Regions from separate parts of the Mus musculus genome. Here all the other regions are linked to region 3. Evidence: chromatin loops called from intact Hi-C (ENCODE). Cell type or tissue: heart. All regions are shown on one strand. Region 1 holds the start of Msantd4 (Myb/SANT-like DNA-binding domain containing 4 with coiled-coils). Region 2 overlaps Aasdhppt (aminoadipate-semialdehyde dehydrogenase-phosphopantetheinyl transferase). Region 3 holds the start of Cwf19l2 (CWF19-like 2, cell cycle control (S. pombe)).

What was found. A loop is a pair of places that touch in the nucleus more often than their neighbours do. Peaks named below come from ENCODE experiments on the same cell type or tissue, not always from the same donor. Only the 100,000 strongest peaks of a DNase experiment are listed, where the experiment ranks them.
Region 1: it touches region 3 in a loop (2.5-fold over the local background); 5 of 42 quality-filtered maps call a loop at or near these places.
Region 2: a loop joins it to region 3, with 6 times the contacts of the local background. A loop is called at or near these places in 13 of 42 quality-filtered maps.

Annotation. Positions count from the first base shown.
Region 1 is chr9:4,371,556-4,379,555 of GRCm38, forward strand. It overlaps Msantd4 (Myb/SANT-like DNA-binding domain containing 4 with coiled-coils), which reads left to right and starts at 4,997. Exons shown (of 3, transcript NM_145609.2): 1 at 4,997-5,068. In heart, no CTCF peak of the experiment used is centred here; a DNase peak (open chromatin) is centred at 4,856; H3K4me3 peaks cover 1,975 bases; H3K27ac peaks cover 1,585 bases.
Region 2 is chr9:4,300,831-4,308,830 of GRCm38, forward strand. Aasdhppt (aminoadipate-semialdehyde dehydrogenase-phosphopantetheinyl transferase) reads right to left here. Exons shown (of 6, transcript NM_026276.3): 2 at 7,864-8,000; 3 at 2,264-2,385; 4 at 1,640-1,801. Among named protein-coding and RNA genes, the nearest start is that of Aasdhppt, 4.7 kb to the right of the region's middle. In heart, a CTCF peak has its summit at 4,238; no DNase peak of the experiment used is centred here; H3K4me3 peaks cover 688 bases.
Region 3 is chr9:3,398,511-3,406,510 of GRCm38, forward strand. It overlaps Cwf19l2 (CWF19-like 2, cell cycle control (S. pombe)), which reads left to right and starts at 5,575. Exons shown (of 18, transcript NM_027545.2): 1 at 5,575-5,680. The coding sequence starts at 5,588. In heart, CTCF peaks have their summits at 4,818 (motif pointing right) and 5,020 (motif pointing right); DNase peaks (open chromatin) are centred at 4,801 and 5,521; H3K4me3 peaks cover 1,736 bases; H3K27ac peaks cover 1,332 bases.

The sequences.
Region 1 (8,000 bases), 970 kb after region 3:
TTGAACAGGGAGGGGGTGTCTACCTGAGTTAGTGGTTGGGCTATAGCAACCAGTGGGAAAGGAAAGGGCAGAAAAGATGGGCTGTGAGATACAGTGAAAGCATGGGCAGAGGGTGGAGGGTCCGTGCTAGTAGGAGGTGGGGAGGTGGGAGGTAGGAGGTTGGGGGCCAGGTGGGAGGGCTGTAGCTGGTGTTCCCTTGCAGTTCTAGGGAGAAGTCTGAGGGACTGGGTCTAGGGGAACAGATAGTGTCTCCTCTTTTCATATGGCAGAATTACCTCTATTCAGAGGCTCAAGGAAAGTGGTTTGAAATTTCAGGCAACAGCAGTGCAAACATGCTTTAAAAGATGTGCTTCAATCTGCTTGACTGTAAATAAGAAAAATGGAATAATGGAAAAAACAACAAAACAAAACAAAACAACCAAAAAATCCAAGTGAGACTAAACTGAGACTTTCTATTTCCTCTAAAAAGTTTTCTTTGTGAATCATGTGAGTGTTTTGGTTCTTTCTTTCTTTCTCTCTTTCTTTCTTTCTTTCTTTCTTTCTTTCTTTCTTTCTTTCTTTCTTGGCATAATAGAGAGTGAAACTAATTGCTTTCTTCTCTTGAAGAGCTTTTCTTTTAAAAATAATTTTGAACTTTTCTCCACTTTTGAGTATTCATATAAATGAGAGCACTAAAGAGACTGACCAGAAAAGTAAATGTTTGGTTAAAGCACCTGACTGTTGCTAAGGTAACATTGATTGTATTTGACATTTGGTGTTTCCATTGTTCTCTGTTGCTATAGTAATGAAGCCTTGGATTCTGACACCATTCCAAATTCTATTAAAATAAAACCCTCCTCATTCCCTAAGAAGAATGAAGAGCTGGGGTTATCAAAGTACATGGTATAGTGGAGTGCTGTTTATCAGAAAAATATAGAATATGACATATATTTTACTATACTTTAATCAAGCTGGAAAAATATGCTTAAACAGATTTTTTTAAACTCACAAGGTAGTGTAAATATTTTTACTATCTAAAATTAGCTTTCCCTTTAAATAAATTTGAAATATGTTTAAGTTATAAATTTAAAATAATTAAAATTGAACATTCACTACTAATGTATAAACAATAGAAAAATTGTTTTGGTTTTGTTCCAGGAAAAAATATGGGAAAAGCAGAGCCACAAAAATTAGTAAAAAAATAAAAATAAAATTACTTGAGGGTTTTTAGGGACCTTTTGAATTTAAAAAGATACTGTATGACTTACTTATCTGCTTTTGAACTCATGATTGAGAACCAGAATATTTTCTCTATCTAGTAAATTATCATCTACATGTGTATATTATACATGTTCTAATAATATACACATTCTAATAACTAGGAAAAATTAAAATGTAAAGTGTGGGAGAGGCAGTAAGAATGAAATATAAGCCGGGTGGTGGTGGCGCCGGCCTTTTATCCCAGAACTCGTGAGGCAGAAGCAGGCAGATTTCTGAGTTTGAGGCCAGCCTGGTCTACAAAGTGAGTTCCAGGACAGCCAGGGCTACACAGAGAAACCCTGTCTCGAAAAACAAAAAACAAAAAAACAAAAAACAAAACAACAAACAAAAGAATGAAATAACATGCAAAAATACAGACATTAAAGAAAAAAGGCTAGTGATGAATTTCCAAGGTGCAGATTATTGGGAATGAGAAAAATTAAGAAAATGAAAAGAGTCTTTTACTGTATGCTTTTTGTCTTTTGAAAAGTTTAGATCAATCAAGTGGTTCAATATAAAAGAGCACACTACTGGAAGTGATAGAACTTGTCTTTCAGAAGAGAGCAGAGTGCAGGGGAGACAACTGTGTGCAGCTGGAGACTTGGAATCACAGGTTGATCACTAATAGACAGGGTGAAAGTCGTCATTAATGATAACACCATGAGAACAGGAATTAAAAGACTATATGTAAAAGTATGATAATAAAATACTCTTCTAGTTTATCTTTTTATAAACTTAGAATTCTATCAAGACCAACTAATTACAGAATTTCCCAATTTGAATTTTGTTAGCTGTATTTAAATTTCAGATTTTAGTAACTTGAACTTGTATGTATAAACAGTAGTTTATTCCATTCAACTTGCTATTACACACACACAAACACACACTCCCAGAGACTAGGTGGCTTCATCAGTCAATATCCATTTAACAAAATGACAGAGGCTAGAAAGTCCAAGGTCAGCCTGCTGGCAGATACTATGCCTTAGGAATTGTGTAGATGGTTGTCTTCTAGCTAGGTCCCTATATGGTAGAAAGGGAAAAGGAAAACATTATATCCTCTTTTATAGGAGCCCTAACCCCACTTAAGAAGATTTCACTCTCAGGACAGAATTTTATCTCCAAAGGCCTCATTTCCAAACACCTAGGATTAAGATTTCACAGTATAAATATGGAAGGGGCCAAATGGTCTACAACAAACAAGGTAATATGCCAAGCAGGAGAAAGACATGTTCAGGTCTTTGAGGAGATAGATCAAAACACACAGTGCTTTTCTCCCCGACTTTTGTGTCTCTGTGTTGTCTTTTTAGAGGGGGAAAATTCAGCATTTAGTTCTATGGTTGAGAAATCAAAGAACCATGTGATCAATCATGTCTCTTTCCCTCAAGAAGTGTTAACAGTTAAGTTGACAAAGGTGAGCTTCCTAGGTAACCGTGAGACCTTGCTAATATCTGTATTTTGTGTGCTGATCACAGTCTCTTTTACTTCTTAAAAACAAAGAACTAGGGTAAAGTACAAATAAGTAACTTAACTTACAGATATAGAATTGCTAAGACTTGCATAGAAATTGGTAAAGAACTGTAGTAAAGGCAATGAATGTCAAAGATAATCCAGAATTTGCTAACCTGCTAAACATTCACTCACTGCAGTGAATTTGGGGGTTGGGACTTTTATTCCTGCTCTACAGAATAGAAGTTTCTAGTGATTATAGTGCTACTGAAATAGGAGGATTGTAAAGTTCCTGGATAGCTTGCTCTACATAAAGGGGATTTTGCTTCAAATATTCCAAAAACCAAAGTGTCTGTATCTCTTACAAAATGGCAAAAATCATTTTTTTTCTCTTTAGGCAAAATTATAATAAAAATCTTAAAACTGTTCATTGATCTTCAAAGATCATAGTTCATAAATACTTCATAGTTTGTGCAATTATTTTTCTAGAAATAAACATTAAAGATTTGTTACAACCAGTACCCCCAGAGCTCCCAGGGACGTCACCGAAAGAGTACACATGGAGGAACCCATGACTCAAGCTGCATATGTAGCAGAGGATGGCCTAGTTGGTCATCAGTGGGAGGAGAGGCCCTTGGCCCTGTGAAGGTTCTATGCCTCAGTGTAGAGGAATGCCAGAGCCAGGAAGTAGGAGTGGGTGGGTTGGTGAGCAGGGGCAGGGGGGAAGGGATAGGAAGTTTTCAGAGGGGAAACCAGGAAAGGGGATAACATTTGAAATTCAAATAAAGAAGATACCTAATTTTAAAAAAGACTATTATATGAAAAAATAAAGACTTGTTATATACACACAACATTTTGTCATGCTTTTACATCTTTTTATAAAATGTCTATTACATGCTAGAAGCTTTGCTACGCAAAAAAAAAAAAAAAAAAAAAGAGCTATAATGGGGAAAATATAGGTTGTGGTTGATCTCACTTGAGCATGATTGTCAGAGTCAACAAATAAAAAATGTGGAATGTCACCCTGAAATTGTTATTCAAATTTAGCTTGCCATCCTTCCCATCTGGCAAACTTATATTGGAGAGATAAATTGAAGTAGCTGCGAAGTAACTGCATAGGAAAGGTTACTTTAGAAAATAATTTCTCGGGCAGTGGTGGCACACGCCTTTAATCCCAGCACTTGGGAAGCAGAGGCAGGCAGATTTCTGAGTTCGAGGCCAGCCTGGTCTGCAGAGCGAGTTCCAGGACAGCCGGAGCTACCTGTCTCAAAAAAACAAAACAAAACAAAACAAAAAGACAAAAACAACAACAACAACAACAAAAAACAAAAACCAAACAAACAAGAAAGAAAGAGAGAAGAGAAGAGAGAAGAGAGAAAAGAAAAGAAAAAAGAATTTCCAAAATGAATTCTGATCCTGGGAAAGCCTTACAGGGTGGAAACACAGCAAGGCAAAGGCAGTCCCTAAGACACTAAAGAGTTCAAAAGAACAGTGGAGAGCTGGGGGAAGCAAAAAGGGAGACCATGTTAAAAAAAGCCTGAGAGAAAAGCAGGATTAGGATTTTAAAAGCCTAAAGAGAATTTCCTAATTTGCATATTAGGAATAATTTCCCCCGAGAAACTGTAGGCGTCTCAATTTGACTCTAATTTGAAGAGTGGGCTGTGAGAGGATGGGTATTAGTAATTTTCAGGGAGAACTGGACATTCCTGAAACGGAGGAAGTGGGAAACCAGGTTCACTGACAATGCCAAAGGAGACATCAGCCCGTAGGGCTCTGAAGGATCAGAGGGAGGAGATGGAGAACACTGGAGAAACCGTCCACAAGCCAAATGTTCCATTTTAGGTTAAGAGTACAAAACGAGTCTTTGATTTGAAAACTGCAAAGGCAACGTCAGAGGTTGAGGTCCACGGAGACCGCAGCTAGGTGAATAGGAGAGGAGGACCCAAGGGTTTCCATTTTTCCTTGGCCTTATCGAAGATCAAGGACAGGAGCGGAGTTTGGAGATTGAAAGGCCAGTCTCCATCGGGCGGAGCAGCGAGGCAAGACTGTCTCTAGGGACCAATCCTTTGCTAGAGGACGCTTGATTGACAGGGTCACGTGGCAAAAAGTGAGCGCTGAACGGGAGGCGAATCACTTCGGGGCGTTGTCCAGGGCACTAACCCGGAACCGGTTTGGGACTCGATTCCCATTGTGAGGCCTGGCCTGAGGCGGGCTCTAAGGCAGAGTGGCAATTCCCCCTGGACAAATGGATTAGCTGCAACCCATGAGCAACAGCCATCTCAGCCAATCGGAGCAGGCAGAAGTTGGTGGGCGGGGACTCCATGAAGCATCTCTTTTCCAGCACCCTCAGGGGCGATCCGACAGAGGTGCCCCGGGGTCGCAGGTGAGTGTTGGGTTGCAGCGGAGCAACGGGGACTGGGGAGCTCGAGGGAGCAGAGGAGACTTGGCAGGGTGGGTCTCTGTGGGGTGTCGCCTCGGTGAGCTTTGGTTTTGACATTGAAGAGCGCAGGATCCCGAGGCTGTGGAGTAAAGTCCCACTCATAATTGTCACCTGACTCGGGAGAAGCTCTGGGCCTCTGCAGAAGTGAGGGAAACCTAGGTAGGGCTATTGCTGACCATTCGGAAAGCAATAATAACCCTCCAAGTTGCCTGGACTCTAGTTGGGCGCTGCACCACCTTGACCCCTCCCCCACCGAAAACTCCAGGCTGTGGGATCCATCGTCCCAGAGGCCTCAACTGCACCTTCCCAACGTTACTTCGTAGCGGGAGACCCTTAAGCAAACTTCAGTTGTGTTTATCACCTCAAGTTTTAAAGGAAGGAAAATAATTACCCTGTAATAATATTGAGGAAAGGGAAGTCACTCTTGAAATAAGATTGGAGTGAGACAGGGGTGGAGGGAAGTTTGTAGATTTGGAATGCTTTTCTTCTTAACTACTTAGTGACTCCCTCTCTCCCCCGCCCCCCCCCAAACCTACCCTCTTTCCCTCCCTTCTTTCTTCCTTCCTTCCTTCCTTTCTTTTTTCCTTTCTTTCTTTCTCTCTCTCTCTCTTTCTTTCTTTCTTTCTTTCTTTCTTTCTTTCTTTCTTTCTTTAATTTAGATGTTATTGCCAGTTTTTTTTTTCCAGATCTTTTAGTTCTATGTTAGACAAAAACCTAGAAAGTCCATTCAGTCGTTACAGAGGAAATACCTAGTTTTATCTTACAGTACATCATTGGTAGTTATGTGAGTGCACTGCACAACATTTCTGTTTCTGAACAGTAAAGAATAATTGTGGAAGCCCTCCACAAGTTGGAGGGTTATTTATTCTTCCTTTCCCAATGGTCAGGAAGTTCAGGAAAACAGCTGCTGTCTGTGGTTCGAACACTGGGACCTGAGATTTAGTGACTGACTGTCAAGTTCCTTACTGTAAGAACAGGATGAAAACAATAAAGAGGGGGACGTGTTGGGCATCAAAAATAGTGTAATTGTACATTTTATGACCGGTTCTATCCCTAGCACCAGGAATGGTGCCCCAAATGTAGGAGCTGAGTAAATACCTTTGATGAACTTATTTGGGAGTCTGTTAGAGAAAATCCAAACCTCTCATACACAGCATCAAGGTACTAGGAATGGTACAAAAAGACAGACATATTCATAATCTGCTAGTTTTTGCTTTTGTAAACGCAGCTAACAGATTTTATCTCTGACTGCACTGATGCTCAAATGTTCTTTAACTCAATACTGTCAAGGCTTCAGGTAAAGTCTTTCTCTGGATTAAGTGAAGACTGACCAGAATAAGGGTCCTCTAGAGTAACAGAACTTTTAGAAAGTATGTATGTATGTGTGTATGTATATATATGTATATATATATACATACATATATATGAATGACTTACCAGCTGCAGTCTAATCCAACAGTGGCTGCTAATCCAACAGTGGCTGGCTATAAATGGAGAGTCCAAGAGTCTAGTTCAATTTATGAGGCTGGATGTCTCAGCTGGTCATTAGCATAATCTGGAATCCCAGAGAATTAGGCTCTAATGATAATGAAGGAATGGACTAGTGAGGTGAGAACAAGCAGGCCAAGAGCATAAGTGTCCTTCTTCTGTGTCTCTACATGGGGTTCACCAGAAGATGCGGCCCAGGTTAGAGGTGGATTTTTCCAGCTCAAATGACCTGGATCAAAGGTGTATCTTTCTACCTTAAAGATCTGGATTAGAAATAGATTTTCCTACATGAAATTAAGCAAAAATCACTCAGAGATGAACCCTCCATTTTTTGTGTAATTCCAAGTTGACAAACAAGGATAGCCATCATCATAGGGTTCTAATATCAAGTCCATTGAGGTTAAAAATGCAGTGAAGTGTATTTTATAAATGATAGTTCATTAGTTCAGCATAGTTCAGTTGAAGACAAAGGGATGCCACTTTGTAAACTCCAAGTATAGACAAAAGAACTGTGGGGATGGGCAGGGAAGGCTATGCAGTTGGTAAGAACTACTGAGGAGTTAAAGACACAAAGATCCTGGTTGGTTAAAACACCTCCTATTTTTTGCCATATAGTGGTGCTGTTAGACCAGTCCAGTGAGTTAACTGATCTTGAATTTTGAGAGCAGCAAAATCTGATGGTGTATGCTGTACAAGATTCTATTGTTAACAGCAGTCATTATTTTATTGAAGACTTTTATCCTTATATATTTCAGTAATATATTTCTCCATGTAGGAGGAAAGTTCCTTGACTTGAAAAAACAAATGATCTCTTACTGTTATAATTTTCTCTTTCGGTACAATTTTTCAGTAAACTATTGGGTTTTACTAATCCAGCATTAAAGAGTGGCTGGTATTAGGCCTTAATCCAGTTTTCTTACTTTAATTCCTGGCATGTTTATCTTTTATTTCTGTCCCTCATCAGTCTATTGTGTATGATCCAAATTGTTATTTCCTTCTCAAAATCTTTTTGGATGCTATTAAAGATTTCTGAGTCTGGAAACACAATATAGTTTGTTTCTATTCTAATAATCTTCATGTATTAGGGTTAATCATCCAGTAAAGAAATAGTTATGTGCAGGTCTATACTAAGACATACAATGGTAGCTGATGCTTGTGAGCTTATTGTATCTTAGTCATCATAGGTTCATTGGATTATCACTTTTAATCCTTAATGCCATAACTGGTATCGTGGTCTCATTTATCATCAGCTAGTAGACATGTATGTGAAGCTCACCTGCTTGAGACCAAAGGGACTTTAAGTGACAGAACTGGCACACAAGCCTGCATAGTAAAAACTGTTCACAGCTTTCAGCTTCTAGACTCTATTCTGATTCTTCTGTGTATT
Region 2 (8,000 bases), 900 kb after region 3:
GGACAAAACAGCAACCAACCAACATACAGGAAAAAGATCTTTACCAATCCTAAATCCAATAGAGGGCTAATACCTAATATATACGAAGAGTTCAAGAAGTTACACTCTAGAGAATCAAATATACCCAATTTAAAAATGGGGTACAGAACTAAACAAAAAAGTTTTCAACCGAGGAATATCAAATGGCTGAGAAGCACCTAAAGAAATGTTCAACATGCTTAGCCATCAGGGAAATGTAAATCAAAACAACCCTGAGATTCCACCTCACACCAGTCAGAATGGCTAAGACCAATGTGTGGGTGCTTTGGCCTTTCTTAGAAGGGGGAACAAAATACTTACAGGAGAAAATATGGAGATAAAGTGTGGAGCAGAGAGAGAAGGAAAGGCCATTCAGAGACTGCCCCACCTGGACATCCATTCCATATACAGTCACAAAACCCAGACACTATTGTGGATACCAAGAAGTCCTTGCCTGATATAGCTTTCTCCTGAGAGGCTCTCTCAGAGACTGAGAAATACAAAGGTGGATGCTCACAGCCAACCATTGGACTGGGCATTAGGTCCCCAATGGAGGAGCTAAAGAAAGGACTGAAGGAGCTGAAGGGGTTTACAACCCCATAGGAAGAACAACAGTATCAACCAAGCAGCCCCACCAGAGCTCCTAGGGAACTAAACCACCACCAGAGTACCCATGTCTCCAACTGCAATATGTAGCAGAGGATTGCCTTGTGAAGGCAAGATGCCTTAGTGTCGGGGAATGCCAGGGTGGGGAGGCAGGAGTGGGTGGGTGGGTGGGTGAGAGAACACCTTCATAGAAGCAGGGGACGGGATAGGGTGTTTCCTTGGGGAAACCGGGAAAGGGGATAACATTTGAAATGTAAATAGAGAAAATATACCATGAAAAGAAGGAGAAGAAGAAGAAGAAGAGGAGAAGGAGGAGGAGGAGCAGCAGGAGGAGGAGGAGGAAGAAGAGGAAGAGGAGGAAGGAAGGAAGGAAGGGAGGGAGGGAGGGAAGGAAGGAAGGAAGGAAGAAAGGAAGATTGGGCTGTAGGCAAGCCTATAGGGCATTTTCATTAGTAATTGATGTAAGATGGTCCAACTCATTGTGTTTGCTGGGTTCTGAGTTCTACAAGAAAGTGGGCTAAGCAAGCCAGTAGGCAACACCTCTCCATGGCATCTGTAGTAGCTCCTGGCTCCAAGTTTGTACTCTGCCTGAGTTCTACTCCTGATTTCATTTAGCATGGACTAAGTGGAAGTGTGAACCAAATAAACTCTTTTCTCCCCAAATGGCTTTTTATCATAGCAATAGTAACCCTAACTAGGACAGACAGTAACATTTAGAAAACACAAATCCCAACTGCTTTTATTATACCAGGCTGGATTCCAATTCACAGAGATCCCAAATACTGAAACTGAATGCAGGCACCATTATGTCTTGAAAGATAGTTTTAATGATCAGATTTTAATTACTAATTAAAAGGAATTGAATTACTTTCAAAGAAAGTTACACAAGCTCACAATGGATATGTACTCTACACTGTTGACATTCTTATAAATTTCAGGAACAATCTAGATTATTCGCACATACGTGAATAAATATGGAATGTCTTAGCTATAATAATTATAATAAATTCCTTACCTCAAAGGCCCATTCTTTTTCTTCTTCCCCATCCAAAATCAAACAGGTTTCCTTATAAACCTGACCAATGTCCATGTTTAATGGAGATACATCAAATTCAAGCCGCTGCATTTCAAATCCCAATCCAACTCCAATGGCTTTTATGAAGCTTTCTTTCAGTGCCTAGAGAGAAAAAGGGACATTTTCTCTTAGAGGATTCAATAGCTAAAACTTTTTATAACATTAATAGATATAGTACATTTTGATTTCTATGTTTGTTACAGCTATAAAGTTGTAATTGTTTTATTTTGCTCATTGTAATAGCACCGAAAACAATCTTAGTAGCAGTCTGTGTAAATTATTCAAGATCTCTCAAGTGTAAACTGTAATGACCAAACAATGCCATCCTCAAAGGGTTGCTAAGAGAATTAACTAAATTATAAGAACTGTGATGTGACATTTTCTGTTAAATAAGGTTCATGTGTTTCTATAGAGTTATATAGATTTTTTAAAAAAATCCCAAAGTTCTCAAGAATCTGTCCATTTGTATCAAGCACTATATGGTATTAGCAGTAACTACAAATCTTTCACTCTTATTTCTAGTGAATATAATGGAATAATTATAGAATTACAAAGGAATTGTACCCAGTGCCGGTAAAACATATCCAGCTGAGTCCATTCATCATTAAAACTTCTGATTGTTTCCCACTCCTTTTTGGTAAACTTTCTTTTCATGATATGAAAGAATTCTGGAATTGAACCACGACCTGCCAAATCAGCGAATACAGAATTAAAAATTTATTCTATTAAAAATAAACATAAAAACAAAACTTAAAAAGCTGTTGTATGACTGAAACTACTGAGGACTACCCAAACAGGAAAGGCAACTTATTCAGAAAACAATCCTAAGTGAGGGTACAATGTAGCTCAGTAGTAGAGTGCTTGCGTGGAATGTGCAAGGCCCTGCATAGCCAGGCGTGGTGGCACACGCCTTCAATCCCAGTACTTGGGAGGGAGAGGCAGACGGATTTCTGAGTTCGAGGACAGCCTGGTCTACAAAGTGAGTTCCAGGACAGCCAGGGCTATACAGAGAAACCTTGTCTCAAAAAAAAAAAAAAAAAAAAAAAAAAAACAAAACAAAACCCAAAACAACAACAACCCAAAATTCCTATTACTATAAATAAACAAAAACAACAAAAGAAACCCTGCCTCAAAAGACCAAAAAAACAACAACAAAAAAACCAAAATTCCTATTAGTATAAACCAACAAAAACAAAAGAAATACTTTTCTATTGATTGTTAATTTTGATATAAATTAGAAATTAAAAGAATAACTCAAGATAACAAGCATGTGTTAGCCTAAAAGAACCAGTTTAATAAGAATTTGTGAAATTAGGAGTTAAATAATTAAGCAGAAAAACCCTAGCTTCTGAAACATGTTCCAAAAACCTGAATAGTTGACAGTCAAACTTGTTCTAAATTTTAAACATCTAAAAGAAAATGTCATACATAAGTATGACAACATATATTTCAGAAATTCATACTAATGTTATATTTTGACCCTTCAACACTACTAAAGGGAAAAAGAAAACAACTGTTGTATAATATTTTGTAACTAGAAGGTAGTTCAACAATGTATACTGCTTACTTGAAATGACTACTGTAAAAGCAAAATCAATATATACATCTAGACACTCAAGGAGATCTGGAACACAACAGACTGTACTCTTTTGTACTATTTAGAACTTCTGCAGTAACCACATACCTCGCCTAGAGTAAGTCAGAGAAGGAAACATTAAAAACCAGTTCTTGTGCAAAAATGTTTAGGACTCTCCCAAGTTCCAACTTCAATAGTCAAGTCTCGAAACAGGCCCTCCTTCCTTAACCCAGAAATCTGGAGGACTTGAGATCACAACTATGGCTCTATGACCTTGAGAATGGTATAACAAGAGACTATGACCATTTGGGGGCATGCATCCTTTTAGTGATCCAAAGCTCATTTTCACTTTACTGAGAATTACTGGATGCCTCTCAATAATAACTGATTCATTCGCTGTTTCTGGCATCTAGTCTTAAAAAAGTGAAAGGGCTAAGAAAATGGTTCAATGAGTAGTTTGCTAAGGAAGTACAGATCTGAGCTTAGATTACCCAGCACCTGTAAAAGGTACAGAAGCTGCCAGTATCTATAACCTAATACTGTCAGAAAGGGTATTTGTCAGGGCACGGTTGGGAGGTGAAACTGATCCCCAGAGCTCACTGACCAGCATTCTGATTCAGTGAGAGATTATGTCACAAACATTAAAAAAGGTATTAGTGACAAGAGGAAACTGATGAAAACTTTTGGCCTCCAAATTTACAAACCCATACAACCCACATCCACAAAATTTAAAAGATAAATTCTTCTCAAGTAGACTCCGGCATAAGTAGCATATATGAAATAAAGAGGAAGAATATCTTAATTTGTATTTGGGATACTGGCAATAAAGAAATACTATAACTCATTACTTATGGCTGAAAAAAATACCAGTGTGTACACTTTCCTATATATTTAAGCACAAAATAAACAGCAGTCAATGGTGAATCTCTAAATACCTAACTAAAGGACAGCAGCACTACCCTGTGGTGTTATGGGGGAATGCATACTGGCCAAATATTCTATTTTACTCCATAGGAAATTAGAAGAAAAACGTTAGAAAATCCCAGTAGAAAAACAAATTTGTCTCTCAAAATACCAGCATCATTACTGGGCAGACACATAGGCAAATTCTTAATATTATTTATATATATTGATTTCTACTACAATATATGTAATCATCCTATAAAATATTAAGAACACAGGTATGTGTACGTATATATATACATATATGTATATATGTGTGTGTATGTATGTATATATATGTATGTATGTGTATGTATATATATATGTGTGTGTGTGTGTATATATATACACATACATATGAGAGGTATAGGACTGAAAAATGTGAATTGTCACTTAAGTGTTGAAATACTTGATCCTTCTTAAAGCTTAGTTACTAAAGAAGAATGTCAGCTACTAACTAAATGTTCTACATAATCAAAATCACATAACTGGTCTATTTTAAACATAATAAAACCCCATAACAAAATCACCAACAACCAACACATTTTGCTACTATTGTAGGCCTATAAACAAAACAGTCTATTATAGTACCAGAACTTCAAAGCCTATCTATATCATTCTAAAACAAGGTGTCCGGTACACATGTATTATAATAGCACTGTAGTGGCTATTCCTGGTTGTCAACTTGACTATATCTGGAATGAACTACAATCCAGAATTGGAAGGCTCACTAGTGATCCTAATCTGGAGGCTGGGAGATAGAAGTTTTTAACCTGGATCTTGGTTTGCAGATCTTGAAGCTTAGTGGCTATGGATTCCAGATTAAGACAGGGGAGATCTCCGAGTTCAAGGTCATCTGGGACACCTTTAAACCTTCTGCTGGAGACTACATATGGACATTGGAAGAAGGAAGGCTCTCTCTCCTTCGCCTGCTTGCCATTTGGGACTGAGCAACTGCTAGATCCTTGAACTTCCATTCACAGCTGCTACTGACCATTGTTGGGAATTGGACTGCAGACTGTAAGTCACCAATAAATTCCTTTACTATATAGAGACTACCCATAAGTTCTGTGACTCTAGAGAACCCTGACTAATAAAAGCATCTCAGTTAAAACTTACCATTCAGCTACAAAGAAAGCTCAAATGGTTAAGTGCTAACATTATATATATAATATATAGACCTGAGTTCAATGGTCGTCAGAACTTATGTAAAAAATACCAGCCCAGTAATACAAGTATACAGCCTTATAATTCCAGTGCTGGGGAGGAGGAAATATGTGGAACCCTAAGGCTCACAGGATCTAGCTAGTTTAGCTTAATCAGTAAGCTACAGGTTGAAAAGATCCTGTTTCAAGAGGTAGGTGGCATTTCTGAGAATGACAGCTGCTGTGGGGTGTCCTCTGGCCTCTATACATAATATCAGCACACATACATTTAAAAGCAAAGCAGTAAAATTATCCATTCTTCTCAAAGAATATGACTTATCAAGGGGAAGATGGAGGTAAGGAGGAGTTGAGCAACATCTAATTAAAGGAAATAAAATACTGTAACAGACAGAAAACAATGATCAAAGAAAACTAGAGAGAAATGAGAAATAGTAACATGCCTGAGAATAGAAAGTACAAAAGAACACAATAACAGTGTTATGTTTAGGAGTTTGAATTCTATTATATGTCTAATGAGAACCTATTTCACAACTTTAAAACTGTGTCCTTCTCAAAAGATCACTTAGCTCTACCTAGAGAACCAGTTAGGAGTATATAATACTTCAGAAGAAAGGGTATGAGAGGAGACAAGAAACAGGCTTTTCCACTCTTTAGTATATCCAGGCCTAATTTGCACCAACTACATTTAATTTATACTTATAATGCAATAGCTCCTCTAGAGAGCAATTCTGTTAACAAAATCTTTTGGGATGAAAGTCAATGTACTTCAGGATAGACTTGAACTCATAGTCTTGCTTCTGCTTCTACTTCCAAAGTGCTGGGAATACAGAAGCTTTTCAGTATACCTAATAACACTCATTTTAAATTACTTGAGTTAATTAAAATTAGAATTGTTTCTCAAAATATTTTAAAGTTATTTTTATTGTGGCAATTACTATCTAAAATATTTTATAATAGAAAAACAAATATGAAATTGCAAAATCATGCAAATAGAATTCTTACTATTTCCTGAACTTAAATATTTTTATACTGTTCATGGTTATTTTGTAAATACTGTTAAATTGAATCATTAAACTATACCTTTACTTCACCTAAAACTGTAAACATCTTTAACTGTAAATAAAGCTTAAGAAATGAGAAAAATACTTGATCAGAAATGTATACTACTGACAACTTGTGCTAAGATCCCACAGTTAAATCTATTGGGAAATGAACAGTACTTAGCCAACATGGCTAAGTAATATGGGAATTAACACTCCTATGTAATATTTCTTATGGACACACACACACAGAATGTGGGTAAGAGAATTGTCTCCTTCGATATGCTAATAACACTCCTCTATGCTGACTCTGTCTCAGGAATTGTCAATGTGTAGTACAGAGTAGGTTTCCCCTTCTATCAAAAATTATAACTTCATCATTCACCAAGACTGAAGAATATTCCTTGATGAACTACCTCACTTATTCTGGTCTAATAAATTGCCAGTGCAGCAAACAGGTATTTACTTCTCATCATCACTAAGAAAAGAAGCACCCAATCACAATTTGAAAATGAGTGGAATGGTAATGACACAACACTAGTGCCAACTGAATGGATCTCTTCCTCTGTGTTATTGGAACATAATAAGCTTTGAGCCAGTTAAACTATAAAAGGAAACGGTTATAATCAAAATTGATGGGTGTCAAAGGATTAATAAAGTATTAACAAGAGACAGAATCTTCAATATCTGCTTAATACTTTCCTACTATTTAAAACGTCAATTAATAATGACTTCCTTATTCAGTACTGACCACAGTCAACCCCTCACAAAATGGGTTGTAAAATCTGTTTATTTCCAGATAGGCACTAACTGTGCTATCTATCTTTTTTCTAAGTGTCTAATGGCCTCTCCACTAACTTCTAGTTACAGAAAAAGCTCCTATGAAGCTTCCCCAGAGCTACAAACCCATGTGGACTATTCACAAAAATAAGCCTGACTCCTCTACAGTAGCAGTTACTTTAGAACAAGCCTTCAACAATACCATTAAGTCCTTTCATTGGAGCTGTGCTTCAAAAAGGCTTCTTAAAAATTCATGCTGAAGCTTAATTGCCAATACAAGAGCACTGCAAGGCCATAGCGGGTACCACCTTCATTAATAAACTTATTATCCCAGTCCTCAAGGGTTTCCTTGAACTCAGAACAATGAGCTTAAAGAAGCTCATCTTTGTAATTCAGCCTCGCTTATTTTGTAACAAGAAAAAAACAAAAATACTTAGAAAAATGATGATACCTAAAGAAAATGTAGCTAACAATTTAAAGGGGTTAAAAGGTACAGTAATATAGAATCTACTGTCTCTATAGATAAAAGTTAAAGGAAATGCATCCTTTTTGGTTAAATGTTTTATCAGTAAATTAAGTACTGCCAGTAAACTTACAACTGCCTAATAGTTAAGATCTGAGACATAAAACACTTAATATGTCATAAAAGTGAACCATCACCTGGAAAACTAGTCTTCATGATATCAATGCCAACCTGTACCTCAGGTTCTGCAGCAAGAACTGCATAGTCCCCTTGGTGAGAGATGTTAAAGTTGAAATTGGGATATGGATTCAACGAGTCTTTCGCAAGAACCGGC
Region 3 (8,000 bases):
TGTTCAACATCCTTAGTCATCAGGGAAATGCAAATCAGAACAACCCTGAGATTGCACCTCACACCAGTCAGAATGGCTAAGATGAAAAACTCAGGTGACAGCAGATGCTGGCAAGGATGTGGAGAAAGAGGAACACTCCTCCATTCCTGGTGAGATTGCAAGCTGTTACAACTACTCTGGGAATCAGTCTGGTGGTTCCTCAGAAAATTGGACATAGTATTACCTGAGGACCCAACTATACCACTCCTGGGCATATACTCAGAAGATGCTCTAACTTGTAATAAGGGCACATGCTCCACTATGTTAGTAGGACCCTTATTTATAATACCTGCTAATTATTTTAATTCTTATGTTTAAATTACCATTTTGTTTGGATAAAATGGCTCTTTGGAGTTTTCCCTACAATTTCCATGTAGGGTGTCATCACCTAGAATGATGTTTCTCACAATGTGGTGGCTCAGTACCTGAATGTTCACCTGGCCCTTTCCAATTGAGGACCAATTTTTAGGTCTGTCTAGGTACAGGAGCTTCACTGTTTTGGGCTGGAATTCAGGTGTTTGCATTTGACAGCCATCTGAGGTGATTTTATGTACTCTAATGGAGAACTAGGATTTGGTTCTGTTCTCTTTTTAAACCCACACCAAACACCATTATAGGAGTAGTAAGAAAGTCCAAGCTTAGGAAACAAAAAACAAACAAACAAACAAACAACAAAAAAGTTAGTAACAGTGTGATGTTAGGGAAAGACACTTTCATACATTGTCTGATCCATCATTTTTTCAACTTGGTAATGACAAAGTCTTTTTTATACAGTGAATAAGAAAGTAAGAGATGAAGCCGGGCATAGTGGAGCATGCCTTTAATCCCAGCAATCGGGAGGCAGAGGTAGGTGGATTTCTGAGTTCGAGGCCAGTCTGGTCTACAAAGTGAGTTCCAAGACAGCCAGGGCTATACAGAGAGAAACCCTTTCTCAAAAAAACCCCCACAACAACAACAACAACAAAAAACAAAAACAAAAAAAAGAGATGAGATTTATAGAATACTTTAACTTTAAGTGAATACATAATTGTTGTGATGATTAGAAATTATGCATGTGAAACAAAGTGGTATAGGAATTATAAACTTTGGATTACATATTGGATATATGTGAACTCAGTGATGATCAGTGTTTACAAGAGTCAGAAGGGAAGAGAATATTTCCCATGATTTTACTCATAAATGATAATGAAAATGTTTACCATGGTGACATCTCTACCTTAACCTTTTATTTTTAAAATTCATCTGGACACTGATCTAATGGGGACCACAAATGGTGGTGGTTATTTGTAGGCAAAACAGCATCTGAATACAAACTACTTTGGTGCTCCACTAAAGAGAATTCATGATATGTTCTGTCTTAGTTAGGGTTTTACTGCTGTGAACAGACACCATGACCAAGGCAAGTCTTATAAAAAACATTTAATTGGGGCTGGCTTACAGGTTCAGAGGTTCAGTCCATTATCATCAAGGTGGGAGCATGGCAGCATCCAGGCTGTCATGTCTCAGGCAGAGCTGAGAGTTCTATGTCTTCATCCAAAAGCTGCTAGTGGAAGACTGACTTCCAGGCAACTGGGGTGAGAGTTTTAAGCCCACACCCACAGTGACACACCTATTCCAACCAGGTCACACCTATTCCATCAAGGCCACACCTCCAGATGGTGCCACTCCCTGGTCCAAGAATATACAAACCATCACGTGTTCTAATGCTTAAAAACCCACTGATAAATACTTTCCTTATTTCTTACATGATTTTTAACGAAAATGCAATGATTGTAGAAGGCTTTTATACCATAAAGATTGGAGAGAAAAGGAGTATTTTAGCATGGTGTTTTTCTTAGTCAGGGTTTCTATTCCTGGACAAAACATCATGACCAAGAAGCAAGTTGGGGAGGAAAGGGTTTATTCAGCTTACACTTCCATACTGCTCTTCATCACCAAGGAAGTCAGGACTGGAACTCAAGCAGGTCATGAAGCAGGAGCTGATGCAGAGGCCATGGAGGGATATTCTTTACTGGCTTGCTTCTCCTGGCTTGCTCAGCCTGCTTTCTTATAAATCCAAGACTACCAGCCCAGAGATGGCACCACCCAAAAGGGGCCCTCCCCACTTGATCACTAATTGAGAAAATGCCTTACAGTTGGATCTCATGGAGGTGTTTCCCCAACTGAAGCTCCTTTCTCTGTGATAACTCCAGCCTGTGTGTGTCAAGTTGATACACAAACCCAGCCAGTACAGTGTTCTATTTCCTTTCTAGTGCTGTGACAAAGACAATGGCCAAAAGCAACTAATAGGAGGAAAGGATTCATCTGCTTTACACTTTCAGGTCATAGTCCATCACTGAAGAAAGTAGGGCATGACCTTAAAGCAGAAAACATAGAGGGATGTTGCTTGTTTGCTTAATGGCTCACTTGCTCATACTTGTTATATAATGTGAGACCACCTGGATAAAGAATGGTGACACTCAAAGTGGACTGCTTTTTCCTACATCAAATAACAGCCAATGTAGCTCTCCCCAACTCATGCCCACAGGTCAAAGTGATCTGGACAATCTCTCAATCAAGGCCTAAGATGACTCTAGGCTATATTAATTTGACAAAGGTGAATAGGATATACAATTAAGTCATTGACTTGGAGATAATACCAGTGTCTCATAATTGTTGCCCTTGATTTACACTTAGCATATAGTTTCAAACCCCCACATGCTTTGGCTCATTGTATTCTCACAGAAGTTGGAACATACAGTGTTAACCACATTACAGTTAAAAAACCAAATGCAGCAGATAATTTAAAGTGGCATGACTAAATAAATGGCAGAGTTATTTAGTCTGGCAAATCTTGATTTTGAACCTGTGCACTTAATGCCTCACTAATATTTCTGAAATCATCACAGATTCAGGGGCTGGGAACAGAATTTCAAATCTCTGTTACTGGGTACAGCTTATTGTCAGAAAAGACTCTTGGTCTTTTTTGGTTCTTATCTTACCCTTAAAGGCAGCCAACTACATATTGAAGAGGAGTTGAAATAGGATTACTCTTAGAGTGGTTATGTGATTACTGATCTAAACTGTGACTCTTTCTGAAGCTAAATAAGGGACAGTCGATAATCACCAGGGAAACTGATATAAATATATAAAATGATTGTCTTATGTGAACTAGAACATATAGTTGGGATGACATAGGTCATCCTCATAGGGTATGTTTCAGTCTCAAAGAAAGACACTGTGTCTGTGTCTGTCTGTCTGTCTGCCTGACTCTTCTTTCTCTGGTGAAATAATTGCATGTTCTATATACATTGCATGTTGATTTATGCATTTTACCATGCATTATTGTTTTCACACACTATATGCCTTTATTTTATGGTCAGTTTTGTGGATAATCTTTATTGATCTTGACAGTTGCCTTATACATGATGATGAAATTTAACCTAATCTCTTCAAAATGTTTTTTCATGTGAATAATTATTTTCAAACAAGATGTCTAATTTGGTAAGGATTATGAATCTATTAAAAACGTTTTGATTAATTGATTTTTCTTTCATGTAGATGAGTGTTTTGTCTCTATGTAAGTACACCATATGCAAACAGTACCCACAGAGACCAGAAGAGTACATCTCACCCACTGGAACTGAAGTTACACATGACAGGGGCCTGTCATGTAGGTGCCAGAAACCCAAAGTGGGACCTCCACATGAGTAGTACTTTTACTGAGCCATCTCTTCATCCTCAGACAATTTTTAAAAGCACAGTGAAAGGCTAACTGATATGCATGACACATTCCTAGACTCACTAGAAGGCCAGATTTCAGCATGTCTGCACCTAGACTGTCCTCACAGAGGACATTTTAGTGTCTAGCAGGGCTTAGGCCTTACCTGTGGTTTTCTTTACACAGATGGAGCAGAGCAGGCCCTGTAGAATGAATGTGGATACAGTCTGCTCCTCACTATTAGCCAGGGTATGACTGTCTACTCTACCTTAGATATAACAATATCAGTCCGTCCTCTCATCACCATTGTATCTTTGGATGAGAAGATAAGAGAGAAAGAAACAAAATCTGGTTATTAGTTTCTTGATATTTTTATTTCTTTTGACTCTTTTTGGTACAAGGACTCATGAGTATTGCTTCTCAACAACAACAACAACAACAACAACAACAACAACAACAAAAGAAATTTCAAAGCTCTCCCTACGGAGAAGCAAGGTTTTCGAAAATCATCAGTGCGTTTAGCCTTCAATATTTCATGGCAAGTCTTTTTGAGTGCCTTTGGTAATGCGTGGGCAGGTATATTAGCCCTTCCTATCAACTCTGAATTGGCTGGTTATCCTTGCTTCAGATGCACAAACTGGAGTGCTGCCTCACAAACATAATGAATCAAATAAAGGGGTTGTAACCATTCAAGTTTGTCATCTTAAATTTGCTGAGTTGATATGGGCAAAAGGAGATAGAAATGGCTTATTTCAACTTTCCTGTTTCTATCCTAGTGGGCGAATCAAATGAAGCACAGATGGGGCTAGTCTTTTGATACAGAGACTTAATTATGCAAGATGCAATAAATACAACAGAGGTCACTGTTTTTTCTTTATGAGAGATAACCACACAACCAAGGCATCTTTCTTCTGGGTGATGAGGACTCTTCCTGCACCCAGGCTTGTGCAACACCAAGTCTTGACCTCCAAATAATTAAGAATTATTTATTTATTTATTTATTTATTTATTTAATGAGTGTTATGTCATCATGTAGTTGCAATGCCTGTGGAGGCCAGAAGAGGGAGATCTCCTGGAAATGGAGCTAGAGATGGTTTTGATGATCCCTGTGAGTTCCTGGATGTGGCCTTAGGTCCTTTGCAAGAACAGTTAGCACCTAAATCACTGACCCATCTCTCTACCCCAGTTTTAAATATATTTCAAGACACCCATCAAAGAAAAATACTGAACTTTTTTTTTTAATTACTTATTTTACTTATATGAGTACATTGTCACTGTTTTCAGACACACCAGAAGAGGGCGTTCAATCCCATTACAGAGGGTTGTGAGCCACCACGTGGTTCCTGGGAATTGAACTCAGGACATCTGGAAGAGCAGTCAGTGCTCTTAACCACTGAGTCATCTCTCCAGCCCCTATACTGATTCTTAAGAGCAATTTTTGTTTTTCCCTTTTCCCCCCACGTTCTGACTTTCTGATCAGGTTCCCTTCAGGTTGATGCACAGTCACAGGAAGTCAGGCAAGAAGGGGGAAGTAAGTAACTTCTAGCTTACTGGAGTGTTTTAAGAGTCCTATTGAGAAATGAGTTAATATATCGCAGGGCTCATAATAACGCATGTTTATATTAACTCAGCGCTTAGCGAACCTAGTACATCTGAAAGATCAACTCTCCAGCAGGCTACAAGTTTCCGCTGAACCTTTCACAGGCGAAACATTCGGAACTGCGCCTGCTCTGTTGGCATAGTAACGCCCCTTCCCTACTATTTTGAAATGCAGATTCGGTTTCTAAATTACGACAGTCGTAAACCGAGGTTTCCCGACGGCGTCCTTGCTTTTCGACGGCAACAACTATGGAGGCGTTTAGTGTAAGATTTGAAAGTGCTAGCAGTATCGAAGAGCGAAAAGAACAGACCCGTAATGCCAGGGCCGAGGTGTTACGCCAGGTATCCCGGCTTTGGAGAATTTTCTTTCTTCCTTTTTAAAACTGGGGTTGTACTAAGGGCTTCTGCATGCTAGGTAATCGCTTTCCGAGATTTAGTTCTTGAAATACTTTCGTTTTATAAATCTTACGGTTTCGGAATGTTATTTAAAAGTTGTAGGACTTGAGAATCCTGGGAGATAGTCCACTCACTTCTCTCGTTACTTCGGTATCTCACCTTGTCTGATTTTGGTCTTTTTCCAATGCAGTTGTCTTCTAAACGCTCGGACCGGCTCCATTTGCTATTTCTCTCCGCAAAAAGATTGATTGGTTTCCTTCCAGTTTCCTTAGTTTTTAAGCACTCTTGATATTTCAGCCGCCTGGATTGCTCAGTTTCTGTGTCCAGTGTCACATCCGAGGACTCTTCTTACCAGTTAATTCGAAGCATGAGTCATTGCCCCGGCTTATTGGAAGTAGGACACATTTGAATACGTTGGTGTTTCCTCCACGTTTTCCTTTCAACTCCAGGCTTAGGCCAGCCTTTACTGATTGAAACACTGTTTTAGCATAAGAGACTCAGAATATGTGCTCCCCGACCCCAGGTTTTGGAAACAGAATTCTCATTAACATTGAAATGTATGGAGTTTATAAAAACGGAAGAAGTAAATTATTGAACAGTTATTGACAGTTATTCCTGATTAATTGTGACAGTGAAAAAGATGAATTTGTAGTTGAACAACGGAATGTTCCGTGACTATGTTTTGGGTTTTTTGTTTTATGATAAAAGAATTTTAAATAAGTTTAAATGCATATAGAGAGTAGAAAATAAATAGGAAGAATGAGTAATGCCTTCCTTCAGTCACATTTTAAGGGGATGGGTGGGCAGTTAGTCTTGGTCAGATAAAGCATCATGAATATTGGCTGATTTCAAAATAGATATAATGAATAATCATAATGACTGTCTGTTTGATATTTCAAACAGTTTTTGGAAGAAACTCTTTGTCAGCTGTGAAGAATTTTAGACAAATCTACATACAGTTTGATAAGGACCAAAGTCAGCTTAGGAATTTTGACAGATGGATGAGAAAGCAGAAGAAACTTCTTGCATTGTATTACTATTGTTGACTGCTGACTAGAAATTAGCCATATGGTTCTTTCTTTTTAAGAGGATAACTTTTCTGAGTCAATTGTATTGGCACTGTCTATTTTGAAGGCATGGAAAAAGGTCAGATTTATAACTTTTGGGAAAGTCTAAAGAACTAGCCACAGTGACAATGAAGGTTAAAGTGATTCCAAATCCTATTTGAGACAGAGAGAAAAGAGGATATATGTTAGTCTTGTACTGAATACTGTGTGTGATTTGTACCCAAATTTAGTGAAGATTGGTAGTCCCAAAGGAAAGCTATTAATAACTTCCTTTTATTAATCATTTTGTTTATCTTTCAAATGTTATTCCCCTTCCCAGTCTCCTCTTCACAAATCCTTCCACCCTTCCTCCTCCCTTTTGCCTCTAAGAGGGTACTTCCCCTTCCACCACCCACTCCTGTCTCAGTCCTCTAGCATCCACTTTCTCTAGGGTATCAAGCCTCCACAGCACCAAGCACCTCCCCTCCCATTGATGCCAGATGAGGCAATAATCCTCTGCTACATATGTAGGGGGAGCCATGGACTCTTTGGTTGGTAGTTTAGTTCCTGGGAACTCTGGTTAAATTGATACTGTTATTCTTTCTATGGGGTTGCAATCCTCTTCAGCTCCTTTACCCCTAACTCTTCCATTAGGATCCCCAGGCTCAGTTCAATGGTTAGCTGTGAGTATCTGCATCTCTCTTAGTCAGGTGCTGGCAAAGCCCCTCAGAGCTATACCAGGCTCCTGTCTGCAAACACATCTTGGCTTCAGCAATAGTAAGGGGGGTGGGGAGTGTGTTGGTGTCTGTGGATGGAATGGATCCCACAGTGGGGAGGTCTCTGGATGGCCTTTTCTTCAGCCTCTGCTCCATTTTTGTCCTGGCATTTCCTTTAGATAGGGACAATTATGAGTTAAATTTTTTTAGATGGGGTAGGGGTTGGCCCCATCCCTCCCATGGGGGCCATGTCTATCTACTGGAGATGATCTCTTCAGGTTCTATCTTCCTACTGTTGGCTATTTTGGCAAATGTCATCCCCATTGGGTCCTGGGAGTCTCTCGAATTCCTGGTGTTGAGGACTTTCTAGTACTTCCCCAAGTTCCCCACCCCCACTGGTACTTATTTCTATTCCTTCTCCTGGGCCTATGGACTTCTCTCCTATCTCCTGTCTCTTCCAATACCTGGTACTGCCTCCGCTGGCCCCTCCTTTCCTTCCCCGCC